Linked DNA regions of Mus musculus: all the other regions are linked to region 1. Evidence: chromatin loops called from intact Hi-C (ENCODE). Cell type or tissue: heart. All regions are shown on one strand.

Region 1 (5,000 bases):
AGACAGAGGGTCAGGGAAATCAGGTTACTGGCTGCGGGTAACGGAGAACACTATAAATTGAAAACAAAGGGATTCTCTTCTGGTAAGGTCTGTGTAGAAACATGGAGATCATACTTAAGAGCTAAATTCTAATAATGTGTCTTTTGAAGCCATTGCTCTTTCCATTATATCATCTCGTGGCATGCAAGAAGGCTGCCGTAATACTTTAAAATACCACCAACAAACTGCTGCAAGAGAAACGTTTTCCTGAGAACATTCAGCTCAACTGAGCCCACGAGTCACAGCTGACCTACATTCAATGAGCACATTTATGAAAGATGAGTAAGAGAACATTTGTCTCTCAGGCCACTGAGACGGGCTGATAGTCACAGTTAGTCATTTGGATCACTCCTCGGTTCTCCACAGCAGCCGAGTGCCTACAAGACCTTTTCTTAGATTCGTATTTAAGCGCCAGAGGGTAGTCAACGAGCTAAACAGGCAGATGCACTCTTGGTGTCTTCTCAGTGCGAACAAGACGTGCAGGAACAACAGCAGACCGCCACCGGACAACTCTGCCCTGTTCGTGGGCTGAGCTACCCAGAATAATTCATAATGGGTTCTATCATTCGAGGCTTTCTTGTTTAAAAGCCTGCTAAATCTCTCTGCCTGTCTTTCTCTGTCTCTCAGTCTCTGTCTCTCTCTTTCTCCATCTACTCTTCCTCCCCCCTCCCTGCCCCCCTTCTCTATGTGTTCCTGGACAGCCTTCTTTCTTCCCTCCTGTCTCCTCTCCTTTTGTCCTTCTCTGGTCCCCTCCCATATCTGCCTCTACCCCCTCCTCCAGGTCACAAATAAACTTCTTTTTCAAAATATTTTTCTTTTCTTTCTTTCTTTCTTTCTTTCTTTCTTTCTTTCTTCCTTCCTTCCTTCCTTCCTTCCTTCCCTTCCCTTCCCTTCCCTTCCCTTCCCTTCCCTTCCCTTCCCTTCCCTTCCCTTCCCTTCCCTTCCCTTCCCTTCCCTTCCCTTCCCTTCCCTTCCCTTCCCTTCCCTTCTCTTCTTCTTCTTCTTCTTCTTCTTCTTCTTCTTCTTCTTCTTCTTCTTCTTCTTCTTCTTCTTCTTCTTCTTCTTCTTCTTCTTCTTCTTTTTTAAGATTTATTTACTTATTTCTTGTATGTGAGTACACTGTCACTCTTGTTAGACACACCCGAAGAGGACATCGGATCCCATTACAGATGGTTGTGAGCCACCATGTGGTTGCTGGGAATTGAACTCAGGACTTCTGGAAGTGCTCACCGCTGAGCCATCTCTCCAGCCCTATTCTTTATTTAATTTATTTACATACCAAATGTTGCTCCCCTCCCCATCTCAGAGTTCTTTACCCCTCCCCCTTCCCCTTTGCCTCGGACAGGGTGCTTTCCCAGTCCACCACTGGCCACTCCACCCCCGAGGCCTTGCCTGGAGCATCAACTAACTCTCTCTCTGTCTCTGTCTCTCTCTGTCTCTCTCTGTCTCTCTCTGTCTCTCTGTCTCTCTGTCTCTCTGTCTCTCTGTCTCTCTGTCTCTGTCTCTGTCTCTGTCTCTCTCTCTCTCTCTCTCTTAAATGCGTGCTAAATTATCCGTTCATCTGCTTACTACAGTCATCTTCCATCCTCGGCCCTAGGATGTGAACAACCTGAGTTAGTATCAGAGCTTCCTGAGCGAATCTCCCCTTGTCAGCCACTCTTGCTCCCATGCATGGCAGGTAGATATACCCTCCCTCGACAGCGCGCTGCTCTTACAGCCTCACACCTTGGGCTCAGAAGGAAAGCGATTTCCAAGTTTCAAAGACAAACTTTAGAAATTCCGGTCACTCACCAGGCTTCTTGGGCCCTCCCTTTTGATGCAAGGTCATAAAGACTCAGGTTCTCACCTTGGTTTATGCTGTTGTTTGTTTTTTTTTACTTTATTTTATTTTTTTATTACAGGCTGTAGTTCTGCTTTATAAAGGAACAGGAAGTGAAAATAACCTTGGAATTCCAATCTTAAGTTGTTGTCGAGCGCCACCTGCTGTTTGTACTGAAAAGCAGCTTTAGAGGCGGGAAATATGCCTTTAATAAATACTTTAACCTATTGGCTATGTTTTACCACGGGAAAGAACCACGGCGGTGTTTTAGACAGCTGTCTGATTTTATGCAGGACTCAAGTCGTAGTAAAATAGCTCAAGAACAGTAGCTTACGCTATATTTCTTGAATTTCAGGTCCCGACTGTTCTTTAAGCCTACAAAAGAATTGAGTCGAAGTGAATTTCTGAAGAATATCCTTGTCCTTACTGCTGTTTCACAGGTGGACAAATAACATTTCCTGGACAGCCAACTGCTTTTTCCCCTGTATCTACACAGGATCTGTTTACTCTATGTGTCTCTTGACATGTGTGAATTGCAGTATAAATAATTTGCTACTGGTAATCGGCACAGATCATGAAAATTGCAAGGCAGGGGGTGACTCATTCAATTTTTATTGAATTATTGATTCTAAATTATTCATCCTCCCCAGCCTTTGCTCCCCTTTCCTGTGTATGCAAAAGACATACTTCTGGGCTTCCAATAGCTTCTTTGTCTTGACCAATGGGGCTTTCTTTGGTCAGTAGGGTGTGCTTTGAATGAATATGTGCCTGAGTGACTTCAATTAGGTCTGCCTTACCACTGACGGTCTCTACCAAAGCACAAAGCCTCCTCCCTCAGCTCCAGCTCCTGGAAGATGACATGGGTCACTGAACTAATCCCTAACAGAGGAGTTGAGCTTATCAGTCACAGCTGACCTATCTATGGTCAGCTCATGAGATGAATAGATGTTTTTTGTGTCTTTTAAATATTGTTGCTTGAGATCTTATTTTATTTATTTTACATGTATGGGTGTTTTGCCTGCATGCGTGTCTGGGCATCATCTGCGTGCAGTGCCCGAGGAAGGCAAAAGAGGGACCAGATCACCTGGAACTGGAGGTTGTTGGCTGATTGGGTTGGGTCTGGGAACTGAACCCAGATCTTCTGGAAAGGCAACCAGTGAGCCATCTCTGCAGTCCCTACACCTTTGTTTTTAATGTTTTCCAGCCACTTCTATTTTTCTAATGTTTAAAAGGCTTTAAATGTGGTAAAAATGTATACACATAAAAATCTATCATCTTATCAATTTTTAAGCGTACAGCTTGGTGCAAAATGCATTTATCTTGTGCACCCATCGCCACCGAATTTTCTTATCATTTCATCCTGTGACACGGAAATTCTGTATGCATTGAACAGAAACTTCCTGTTTCTCCTCACCTCTAGCACCTTTGGGGCACCGTCTTCATCACGACGGCCTCTATCAATGTAACGGTTCTCACGCCGTGACTTACATAGCCGTTCTCTTCTTGTGATTGATTTGTCTAGTGCAATGTCCTCTAAGTTCCTTCATACTGTTGTATATTTGATGTAGAATCATACTGTGCTGTGTATCTACTGTGTTTTGTGTATGCTTTCACATGTAGGTTGTTTCCTCCTGTGAGTAACTCTCAGCAACATTGCTGTGAGCCTAGCTATGCAGAACTCACTTCAAGTCCCCGCTTCCGATTCCATCGAGAGATGGGATTGCCAGATCATATGGTAACTCTGTTCTTATGTTGGTGCTTTCTACAACAGCTCGTCTCCCACCAGCAAAGCTCACCACATCCTTACTGACCCATTATGTGTTTCTTTTATGAGTCATCTTGATGCCTGGGAGGTGCTATCTCAATGTGGTTTTGTACAAACGTTTGCTTTTTAAGCTACGGAGGACTTGGGACTTTTTGTTTGTTTGTTTTATGTTCTTTGCTGTTGTCGATGATATTTTGTTTTGTTTTGGTTGTTTTCTGTGACGAAGGCTGACAGAGTTGGAACACAAGTCTGGCTGATTCCAAAACCTGCAGAAACTACCAGAGAAAAAGGGTATTGCCTCTAGAATGTGTTATTTAATTAATTTGTGATATGGGGAAAAAGAAGAGAGGGGGAGAAGGGAAGTGGTGGGGGAAGGGGGACCGGGAAAGGGAGAAACGGGAGGGAGAGGGGGAGGCAGGGGGAGGGAGATCACATTGTTAAGATTGTTACTCCCTCATTCTCTTTATGGCCCTTCTTTTTATCTTTGTAAAAATCACATATTAAGTCAAATGTAGTGGTGCATGCTTGTAGTCCCAGCTCTTGGGGGTGCAGGTGGGGGAATCAGAAATTCAGGGACAGCCTGGGTTACATGACATCCCGTCTCAAAGAAACCAAAAATAAAGTGTATGAAGCACTTTCTACCCTCTAATATAGTAGGACAGTGGTTCTCAACTTTGCTAATGCTGGTGACCCTTTAATACAGTTACTCATGTTGTGGTGACCCCCCCAACCAGAAAATTATTTTCATTGCTACTTCATAAGTGTAATTTTGCTACTGTTATGTATCATAATATAAATCTCTGATATGCAGGATATCTGATATTTGACCCCACACACACAGGATAGAGAACAGCTGTACTTGGCATTAAGCTTTTTAATGTTTGCAGCATGTTTCTCCTAGCAAATTTTAAGATAGAAAACATTTTTCCACTATAATCCCTATTTATAAAATGTGAGAGATAAAAAGTATTCATAATAAATTATTTATCTATCTATCTATCTATCTATCTATCTATCTATCTATCTATCTATTTATTTTTGATACAAAGCATTTAAGTGAATACACGAGGGGGCACTACCTGGGGAAAGAGGGGAACCATCCAGGGAGGGGCCAGGAATATGGGTCATGTCATTGTGGGAGGGGAGTAATTAAGTACAAAGTACACTGACATGTATATTTTAAAATATCACAATGAAACTATGCATGTTATGAACTATGTATGCTAACCTAAGACGAATAGATATCAAAAGAAAAATTTTTTAAATTAAAAATGATCGAATGGGGCTGGTGAGATAGCTCAACGGGTAAGAGCACTGACTGCCCTTCTGAAGGTCCTGAGTTCAAATCCCAGCAACCACGTGGTGGCTCACAACCAC
Region 2 (5,000 bases), 83 kb before region 1:
CATCCGATACCACTACTCAAGTGTGAAAAACCACTTAATTGTAAACAATTTAACATCGACCAAAACCCTTATTAGCTGGTATTCAAACCACTCCAGGTTTGAGAGCAATTGTTCCCTCCATGCTTGAGAAAGCACATCAGGTAACTAATGAGAGCTCCCTGAGATCAGTTACTGCACTTTTACTATCAATGTCAACCCCTTTCGCACCTTATATTTATATTTAATATACAAACTACCTAAAAACATAGCTGGCACTCTACCCTCTAAAATAGATTTACACAACTACCACGAGTGTACAGGCAGGAAATTTGCAAGGGCCACAAAACACAGTATCACAAGGTGAACTTGTCTGTACTGCTCAACTTTCATCTGGGGTTTCCAAAAACTGACAGGCAGTGGTTAACAAATATCCCAAGTTCCTACAGCTGACATATATCATATAGAAATATCAGTTATTATTTAAAAGGCACCGTACCTTTTCATACTTCTCCTTTAGTTTAGCTGCTTTCTGCTCATACGGTTGTTTATCTTTGGCAGATTGCTCAGACCACATCTCACCCAGTTTCTTCGCAGTATCTCCAATAGACAGGCCTGGGTGTTCAATTTTGATCTTTGGGCGATTTTCAGAGCAAAACAGGAAGAAGGCAGACCTGCAAGGAAGCAAGAGTTAACAAATAGAGGACGATGGGGGCTGGGGGGGCGATGGGTTCGTTAGTTCTCAGATCAACTTACGGTGGTCTCTTCGGAGCATTGGGGTCTTTTTTCTTTCCTTTCTTATCCCCTTTGGGAGGAACATAGTTCTTCATCTCCCTGTCATAACGAGCTTTGTCGCTCTTGGCCAAATCTTCAAACTTGGACTTTTCCTTTGCAGACATGGTCTATGGGGCAGAAAAAACGAGTCAATCGGCAAGGACTTCAAAGCTCCTAGCTGTCCGAGTAATAAAGAAAGTGGATAAACAAATAAGTCGAGTCAATCTGTAAACTCTGAGGCATTTGCATTAAGGGCGCCCTCGGCTTGGAGACCAACCTTTAAAACCCTCGGGTCCCCAGGGTGGCAAAAGCTCGCGCGCTCCCTGGTCCCTGTCGTCCCCCCCCCCCATCCGACCCGCCCCCGCCCGCGGGGACCCGCCAAAAGCAGCCCGGAAACGGCCTGCAGCCGGGCACGCGCGCCGCCCGCCCTCCCTCCCTCACCTTCCATCTCTCGGAGCATTTCTTGGAGAACTCGGCGAAGTTCACCGACGAGTCGGGATGCTTCTTCTTGTGCTCCTCGCGGCAGGTCTGCACGAAGAAGGCGTACGAGGACATTTTGCCCCGCGGCTTGTTGGGGTCACCCTTGCCCATGACGACGGCGCGGCGTCTGTCTACCTGCCGAGGAGAAAGCCGTGTCCGGACCGGGGACCGGGGTGGGGACCCGCGGGGAGGGGGCTGCAAGGAGTGAGGAGCGTGGGGGAGGGGAGCGGGGACAGCGGGGAGGGGGGGGATTCCGCTCCGCTTCCCGCCTAAACCCCGCGCGCCCCCGCGAGCGAGCGCGGGAGCGCGCGCCCCGGCCAGGCCCGGCCCAGCCCAGCCCCAGCCGGCTCCGACCCGCCCGACTCGCCCGCCCGCCCGCGCCTCAGCCCCTCGCCCGGAGGCCGAAAGCCGCCGCCGGCCGCGCGCCCTCCCTGACAGAAAAGCCGCGCGCCTTACACTTACACAAGCCACCGCGAGACCCACAGCCAATCCAGTTTTTAAGAAAGAGACAGAGAGAAAGAAAAAGAAACGCGGCCGGGCTCAAGGGCTTTCTGGCCGCCCTCCATGGCCCCGGCCCTCACCCAAAGACTCGGCCGCCCTCTAAAGCCGCCGAAGCCGCCACGCCGAAGCCCGGCAGACGTCCCCCCACGTCTACGCGTTAAGAGCCAGGCCGCCAAGCCCCGGGCCTCCCGGCCGAACCTTACCTGCTGCGAGCGCTGCTTCCCTCAGACCTCCGCAGAGAGACTTCCTTCCCCAAGCTCCGGCGAGAACTGGTTTCTCGCTAACGCAATCCCCAGCCTCTTGTTTTGCAGAGTTCTCCGCGCCACGGCAACTTGACCAGACCAGTCGCGGGCCACACCTCCCTCCGCTCTGATTGGCTGTGGAGGATTATTCAAACCCGGAGAGTCCCCGCCCCCCCACGGAGAAGGCTTCCGATTGGTGGGTGTCTGGCCAGGCCCGTCCCTCCAGGCTAAGCCTAGCAGGTTCGGTGGGTCTCCCAGGTCGTTAACTCCCAGACCCGTTGGAACCGGTCTAGAGAGGAATGTACTGCTCGGCCCTGATTGGCGGCAGGAAAAGCGTTTGAAAAATGGCGGGCCCGCTGCTGATTGGCCATGAGGGTGGGGCAGGCCCCGAGAGGAACTGCCCCGGCCAGATTTAAAACTAGCAAGGAGGGCGCCTGGCGCTAAACTCTTCAGGTGATAAAGATGGCTCCGAGGTGACTAAAGGCGCTAGGCCAGCCGCGGTTTGGATGCCGTGGCCTGCCTGGGGCTCAGCTACGAGTTCACGAAATAAAAAAATGGGAAGAAAGTGGGGAGCCCGCGGCGCGGAGCCATGATGAGGCCGAGGTGGAACCGGAGCACGGCGGGCGGGGAGCCTCAGACTGTGCGGAGAGTCTCACGGACTCCTAGCCGCGTCCCCTAGTGATTTAAAAATAAATAAAGTAGCCCTCGCCCTCCGATCGGAGCCATGCCTGCCTCCGCGCCGGGACGGCGTCTTCCACAGCTGACCCGCCTAAGATCTGCGGGTTGGCCGCACTGCACCCCAACACTTCGCGGGCGCGGGTGGGAGGCCAGGGTCCCTCACCTTGCCGGTCAAGCTGCTTTCCGGGGAAGGAGGGCTCGGTCCTAACAGGCCATTTCTGCCTTGTGATTTGGCTGTGGAGAGCTCTTTCCCCCCCCCCCCCCTCGCAGATTGACGCGTATGTGGCACCGCTGTTTTCACGGATTTTCAATGTTTTCTACCCCCAGCAACTTTGCTTGCATTTGCGGGGCTGCCCTCCTGTTTGGTTCCTGTGTGAGGATCATTTTCGATAGTGCTTAAGGACTTAGCGGTTCTTAACTTTCTTTTTAAAAAGTAGACTTGAACGTTGTGTTTTTCTTGGAAATGGATGATGGTTCAGCATTGCGAATATACTTAATGCCGGCAAACAGTGGTCCGCCTTTATGTTCTACGACAATAAAAACAATAAGGTGCCAGTTAGGTGTGGGGGCATATTTTCCCGCTTTAAGGGTACCACCAGATTTGTTTTTTTGGTTTTTGGTTTGCTTTTTGTTGTTGTATGTTTTGGTTTTTCAAGATAGGGTCTCCTGGCCGGTGTGTAGCCTGGCTGTCCTGGAACTCACTAAATACTCCAGACTGACCTTGAACTCAGAATTCACCTGCTTCTGCCTGGGATTAAAGGGGTGTACCACCATACCTGGCTAAGGTGTCAGAATTTTGTTAATCGTAATGCTTATAAATTGTGTCTACCTGAAATCTTACATCTAATAAATGACAGTTGCAACTAACCTATAAACCAGACACGCACAGTCAAGCTCACCAAACCTGAGTGTATTATTCAAATAGCATTGTAAGTGAAATTACTGATGCACTACACGTTTACATCATGTATTTAAGTGTTACGTGTACCAGGGTTCTCTAGCGAAACAAAACCAATAGACTGAATCTATATGTAGGAGATTTATTAGAACGACTTATAGGCTGTGGTCCAACAATGGCTGACTAACAGTGAAAGGTCCAAGAAGCCAGAAGTTGTTCAGTCCACAAGGCTGGATGTCCCACATGGTTTTCAGTATAAGCAGAATCCTGAAGAAGTAGGCTCTAATGGCAGTGAAGTAATTTCTAGGAAGAGCAAGAGCAAGCAAGCATTCTTTTTTCATGTCCTTTATAAGGCTGCTAGAAGAAGGTGTGGCCCATATTAAAGATGGATCTTCCTGCCTCAAAAAAAATCAGGGTTAAAAGTGGATCTTCCACTTTAAATGATTTGGGGGGGGGGGTGTTTCGAGACAGGGTTTCTCTGTATAGCTTTGGCTGTCCTGGAACTCACTCTGTAGACCAGGCTGGCCTCAAACTCAGAAATCCACCTGCCTCTGCCTCCCAAGTTCTGGGATTAAAGGAATGTGGTTTTTTGTGTGTTTGTTTTTTGATTTGTTTTGCTTTTGTTTTTTTGGTTTTTCGAGACAGGGTTTCTCTGTAGCCCTGGGTGTCCTGGAACTCTCACTCTGTAGACCAGGCTGGCCTCGAACTCAGAAATCTGCCTGCCTCTGCCTCCCAAGTGCTGGGTTTAAAGGCGTGGGCCACCATGCCCGGCCACTTTAAGTGATTTAATTAAGGGGGGAAAATCCCTCACAGGTGTACCCAGCTACTTTTTTGGCTTTAAAGTTAATTTCAGATGTAGTCAAATTGACAACCAATAGTCTTTAGCATCACATGTGGTTTGGCATTTCTTTTACAAGACAATCATGTCGTAAAGTAGATTGTACTTATATAAAAGTTGCATATTTATTCAAGAAATGTTGACTCTGCCAAGCACTGAGTTTAGTAGTAGAATTGGGAAGATGAAGTGTGGTTGTGGTGGCTTGAATAGCTTTGGCTTCTAGAAACTCATGTGTGTACATGCTTGGCCCAGGGAATGCACTACTAGGAGGTGTGGCCTTGTTAGACGAAGTCTCTCAATATGAGGGTGGGCTTTGAGATCTTCCTCCTAGCTCCCTGGAGACAGTCATCTCCTTGTTGCCTTCAGAACAAGATGTAGAACTCTAAGCTACAGAGAACCAGCGTGCCTGCCTGAACACTGCCATGTTTCCCACCTTGATGATAATGGACTAAACCTATAAGCCAGCCCCAATTGGATGTAGTCCTTTTTAAGAGTTGCTTTGGTCAATTGTGTGTCTTCACAGCAACGGAAACCCTAACTAAGACAGTGGTCTTTGCTGTCAGAACATTTAGTGTAGAGAGAGACGAAAATAAACAGTACAAGATAATGATAA
Region 3 (5,000 bases), 100 kb before region 1:
CCCTCCTTTTACCATCTCTGTCCTAATTATATCTTCAGAGGAATTTGTCCACATTCTGCCATCTACCCCTTACTTCCTTTCCATTATCCTTTCCATTCATCTGCTGAGCATTCCGAAATAAACCCCAATTTAAAAGATGTCCCCTGAGAAGTCTGAGCTTCCCTGGGCAGTGTGTAGGCTGCTTCATCTGCACATTCAACTCCTCTTTGGACCTCACACCTGCTTGTCCCCAAGTGGTGGTGGTCCAGGGGACTGTGACTTGCTCATCTCCATGGACTCAAGAGCTCGTATCCTCCTCAGAACCCACAGAATCAGCACTAGATCCGAATGGTACAGTGACCTATAATTGAGATGAAGACAAAATTCCTCTAAATGTGATTATTTTAGCACAAAATTCTATCCCAAATGAGCGGAATGGCTATTTGCTTTTGCCTCCATTTAACCACTCCGTGGTAGTTAGAGGAGAGCCACACTGTGTGCCGTTATCCTTGTTCTGAGACACCTTGAGTCCCCTCCCCAAGAAGTGCTGCCCAGCCAGTGAGAGGACTGAGAAAGCAGGGTCTGTTCCGTGTCCAGAGCGGCTGTCTGCCCCCAGTGTACTTACAGAGCTCGCCTCTCTGTGCCTCTCAGTCACATGGATGCTAAAACAGACCTACAGGTTGGTGATACTAGTTACAGCCCGGCACCACAACAGCCCTGAACTCCGTGACAGTACATTGAACTTGGAAGTCTCACACTCGGGTGCTGGCTTGTTACAAACCATACTGTTTCCTGTGTGTTGGTTCTCTTCATCCTTTAGATCCGAGGCCTCGAAACTGCATACTGTATTGATAGCATGGGGAAGACGAATGGAGGCTTCGTGGAGCTAGGACCCTGCCACAGGATGGGTGGGAACCAGGTGAGTCCCCTTCCTTCAGGGCTGGTCAGCACTGAGATCCACCAGACTCACTGGTCACAGACAGACGAGTTTAGTTTGGGTTTGGGTTTTGGTTTGCTTGTTTGTTTTGTTTTTAAGATCCATCTACCCATCCATTTGTTATGCCTGCATATATGCCTGCATGCCAGAAAAGGGTGCCAAGACTTCCTTATAGATGGTTGTGCGCCACCATGTGGTTGCTGGGAATTGAACTCAGGACCTAAAGAAGAGCAGTCAGTGCTCTTAGCCTCTGAGCCATCATCTCTCTAGCCCTTTGTTTGGTTTTTAATTTATTAATTTTGACTTAATAAAAAATGTTCAGTAAAGCTAAAATATTTCACTTAAATAGGGAAATGTAGAAATGTCTGCACACAAGTGATAAAAGTATGTTCTTGTGGGAACATGGGAACGTATACTAATGATGACTGAGTAAGCCTAACCCCTAAAGGTTTGCAAATGGGGTTTACTAAGTGAAATTGGTTTACTTCCGGTACCGGTAGGTATTTTACACAAATATTATTTTACACATATTCTCTTGCTTCCTAATGTAGGGATTTTCATATGTCTAATTTCAGTTGTGAAAAAACTATTAGGCTTGCTTCTAGCTTTTAAATTTTTTTTTGTTGTTGGTAATGATAAATGTGTTAATTACCCATTCTGTGTATTAGAGGCTTAAAGAATTAAGAGTGTAATTCTTATATTGATAGAAGTCTTCACTAATCTCAGAATGACAGTAGTTCTTGTCTGCAGACTAGAGGTCTCCAACATGGACAAAAATTATAGAATAAGTTATTCAGGTTAATTATAGGAGTTATATTTCATCCTTTTCATAAAACATGTGTTGGCGAGAAAGACATCTCCATTTTGTTTGTTCAATAGCTTTTCCGAATCAATGAAGCAAACCAGCTCATGCAGTACGACCAGTGTTTGACAAAGGGGCCTGATGGATCCAAAGTCATGATCACACACTGTAACCTAAATGAATTTAAGGAATGGCAGTACTTCAAGGTATGCCGTCGTCCAGCTCCCGGGATTGCCTATGCTGTCGCGTTGTCAGGAACAAGTAGCCAGTAGAATTTAGATGGATAAATCTGCAGACCAAGTGTTCACATGTGTGACTTGGACTTCCAGCGTGAGTTATTTACACCTGCTTGCTTGGGTGAATCACTGAGCTATAATGAGGTATCCCTTGTGTTCCCTGGAGCAGGGACATCATGCAGCGAGACCACCGTGATAGGCATGAAGAGTCAGTGCCAGTCTCAGAAACTCGCGAATGCTGGTGTTCCAGGAGGCCGCTACCAGCGCCGTTTTCAGATCTAAATCCAATGTTAAAAATGTGAATGAGTCAAGGACAAGCAACAAACTTAGACCATTAAAGAAGAAAGTTCTTGCCTCTTGCTGTCCAGCAGGTGGCGGTAGAGACAGGCAAATAAGAAATGGCCGCTGAGCCTTCCTGTTTCTTCACCTTCTGCTGACTGGAATAGGGGTTGGTTGTTTTAAAGGTCAGATTTATTCACACGACCCTGCAGCCCTTGGAGCTGCTTTTCTGTTAGGGCTGTGCAGGTTTAAAGCTTTCTGGCAAGATTGACCATGTTAATGGATTAATGTATAATTTTTTTCCTTTGATTGAATTTTCTCATAGATTTTTTCCCCCTCACATAACATATCCTGATTATGGTTTCCCCTCCCTCTGCTCCTCCCAGTTCCTCCCACCTCGCCTCCCGTCCAAATCTGCTTCCTTTCTGTCTCTCATAAGAAAACAGACGGGCTGCTAAGGAATCATAATAAAACAAAACAGGAACTAACATATCAGAACAGGACAAAACAAGCAAACAGAAGAAAGAGACCAAAGGGAGGCACAGGAGTCAGCGACCACTCGTTTGCACACCCGGAATGTATAATCTTCAAGGTGTCCGTTGGGACAGAACCAGTCAGTTTGTCTTGTTATGAACTCAAACATTAGCCAAGCCTTGCAAACTGAAAGGCTCGGAAGAAGGCCTCCATTCTAATCATGTAATGTTTGCTCTCCCACTCCCGCTCTGAAGGCATTGTTCCTTCCTTAGAAAATATTCCCAGGCGCCATCTCGTGCATTCTGAGCACGTCAATTGCCGAGTTTTATTTTTATGCACTGTCACTGTTTGTGTCCTGTGTGTGACATGCGTGAGGAGAGAGACACTCCGGCCCTGTGCCATGCACGCATGTCCTGAGGTCAGAGGACAACTTTGAGCAACCTGTTCTCTCATCCACCTTTATGTGGGTCTCAGGGATCGAACCTGGGTCAAGAGGCTTTGAAACAAGCGTCTTAACCTGCTGAGTTAGCTCTCAAGATCCGAAAACAAATTTTAATAACGAGTTGGAAAAGATATTAGAGAATCCTGACAGGTTGATAGTGTTTATTTTCACAAAAGAAAATGAAGAGGAACCACTGGTAGAGACCTGTGAGAAGAGCAACTTTTAAAGTAGAAAAGAGTAGCAGTCATGAGTGGCTTTCTGGAGGCTGAAGCAGGAATGTGAGTTCAAGGCCAGCCTGGACTACATACTGGGACCCTGGGTCGCTGACTCTTGTGATTTCTTGGGTTTCCTTCTGTTTGCTTGTTTGGTCCAGTGTTGGTTCATATATATATATATATATATATATATTATTATATGTAAGTACACTGTAGCTGTCTTCAGACACACCAGAAGAGGGCATCAGATCTCATTACAGATGGTTGTGAGCCACCGTGTGGTTGATGGGATTTGAACTCAGGACCTTTGGAAGAGCAGTCAGTGCTCTTAACCATTGAGCCATCTCTCCAGCCCCTGGTGTGTTGGTTCTTGTTTTATCTTACTTTATTACCACCCCTTCGAAGCCTGGCTGTTTTCTAATGAGAGACAGACAGGGATCGGATTTGGATGTGAGAGGAGGTGGGAGGAACTGGGAGGAGCAGAGGGACGGGGAACCGTAAGTAAGATACTACATAGGAAGACCACACGAATGGATATTGGCTGGGGATAGAACTCAGAGGTACCACATAGTAATTTAATCCTCAGTACCAACCCCCAAATTAAAAAAAAAAAATTAAAAACTAGAATCTACATGTTTTAGGTATTTAAGACACTACACATTTGTTCATCTCCCCAGTGACAGAGTATGAGGGTGTGGAAGCTATCTAAAACATGCTGTTCTATAATGTATAGATGAAAAAAAGATGCAGTTAAAAATAAGCAAAAATGTTTTAAGGGAGGGAAAAAGAGAAGAACGTAGGTGATTGTTTCTGGTCAGTTTTCAGAGAGAAAAACTAGATGAGCAGAAATCCAGCATTAAGAGTCTCAGGAGAATCTGAGGACCGCACTCAGGTTGTCCCTAATGTGAGCTGACATTCTGTGCAGTCGCCATAGGAAACAGTGGATGCTGTTAGGAAAGGGATTGTGACATACGGGTTGCTGAGAAGATCATTATGAGCCGAGTCTACAGATTTCCTGGCTTCAGCATTCCCCCTTAAATCTTAAGGGTAATTGAAACTCACTCAGTACTGTTGTGCTAGCCTGGAATCTCAAAACTCGTGAGGCCAAGGTAGGAAGGCTGTGTATTTGAAGGCAGCCTATGCAACAAAATTGAGACCCTTAACAGTAAAAAGATAACCAACACTCTTCCCAAATAGCTCTCATGTAGGTTGTTATTAAGAGTATTTCTGGGATTGGAAATTAAATTGCAAGAATTTGTAACCTTTTTAAGTTTCAAATTATGCTAAATTAATACATTATACTATTCACTAAGTTATAAAGATCTCCCAAATGCTGACATATTCCATTGTACAATATATATTTAAAAATTAGAGCCGGGCGTGGTGACGCACACCTTTAATCCCAGCACTCGGGAGGCAGAGGCAGGCGGATTTCTTAGTTCGAGCCAGCCTGGTCTACAGAGTGAGTTACAGGACAGCCAGGGCTATACAGAGAAACCCTGTCTCGAAAAAAAAAATAGAAATATAAAACTTGTTTTGTTAGAAAAGTCTTTAAATTGTGTAAAGTCTTCATAATAGTGGTAAATTTTTCAAAATTCTGATTTTTGCTTGAAAACTAGACAGACAGTGTCGAGTA

The links. Hi-C counts contacts between places; a loop is a spot of excess contacts. Peaks named below come from ENCODE experiments on the same cell type or tissue, not always from the same donor. Only the 100,000 strongest peaks of a DNase experiment are listed, where the experiment ranks them.
Region 2: a loop joins it to region 1, with 2.8 times the contacts of the local background. A loop is called at or near these places in 20 of 42 quality-filtered maps.
Region 3: it touches region 1 in a loop (8-fold over the local background); 40 of 42 quality-filtered maps call a loop at or near these places.

Annotation. Positions count from the first base shown.
Region 1 is chr8:57,426,413-57,431,412 of GRCm38, reverse strand. No RefSeq gene overlaps it. Among named protein-coding and RNA genes, the nearest start is that of Gm34099, 26 kb to the right of the region's middle. In heart, CTCF peaks have their summits at 459, 2,025 (motif pointing left) and 4,953; a DNase peak (open chromatin) is centred at 2,012; H3K27ac peaks cover 317 bases.
Region 2 is chr8:57,508,940-57,513,939 of GRCm38, reverse strand. It overlaps Hmgb2 (high mobility group box 2), which reads right to left and starts at 2,097. Exons shown (of 5, transcript NM_008252.3): 1 at 1,935-2,097; 2 at 1,192-1,365; 3 at 733-878; 4 at 476-650. The coding sequence starts at 1,341. It overlaps 2500002B13Rik (RIKEN cDNA 2500002B13 gene), which reads right to left. Exons shown (of 4, transcript NR_126553.1): 4 at 3,678-3,852. In heart, a CTCF peak has its summit at 2,291; DNase peaks (open chromatin) are centred at 1,219, 1,269 and 2,189; H3K4me3 peaks cover 3,475 bases; H3K27ac peaks cover 3,330 bases.
Region 3 is chr8:57,528,526-57,533,525 of GRCm38, reverse strand. Galnt7 (polypeptide N-acetylgalactosaminyltransferase 7) reads left to right here. Exons shown (of 12, transcript NM_144731.4): 10 at 800-898; 11 at 1,796-1,924. Among named protein-coding and RNA genes, the nearest start is that of Gm51574, 9.2 kb to the left of the region's middle. In heart, CTCF peaks have their summits at 1,110 (motif pointing left) and 2,317 (motif pointing right); DNase peaks (open chromatin) are centred at 2,365 and 2,625; H3K4me3 peaks cover 505 bases; H3K27ac peaks cover 575 bases.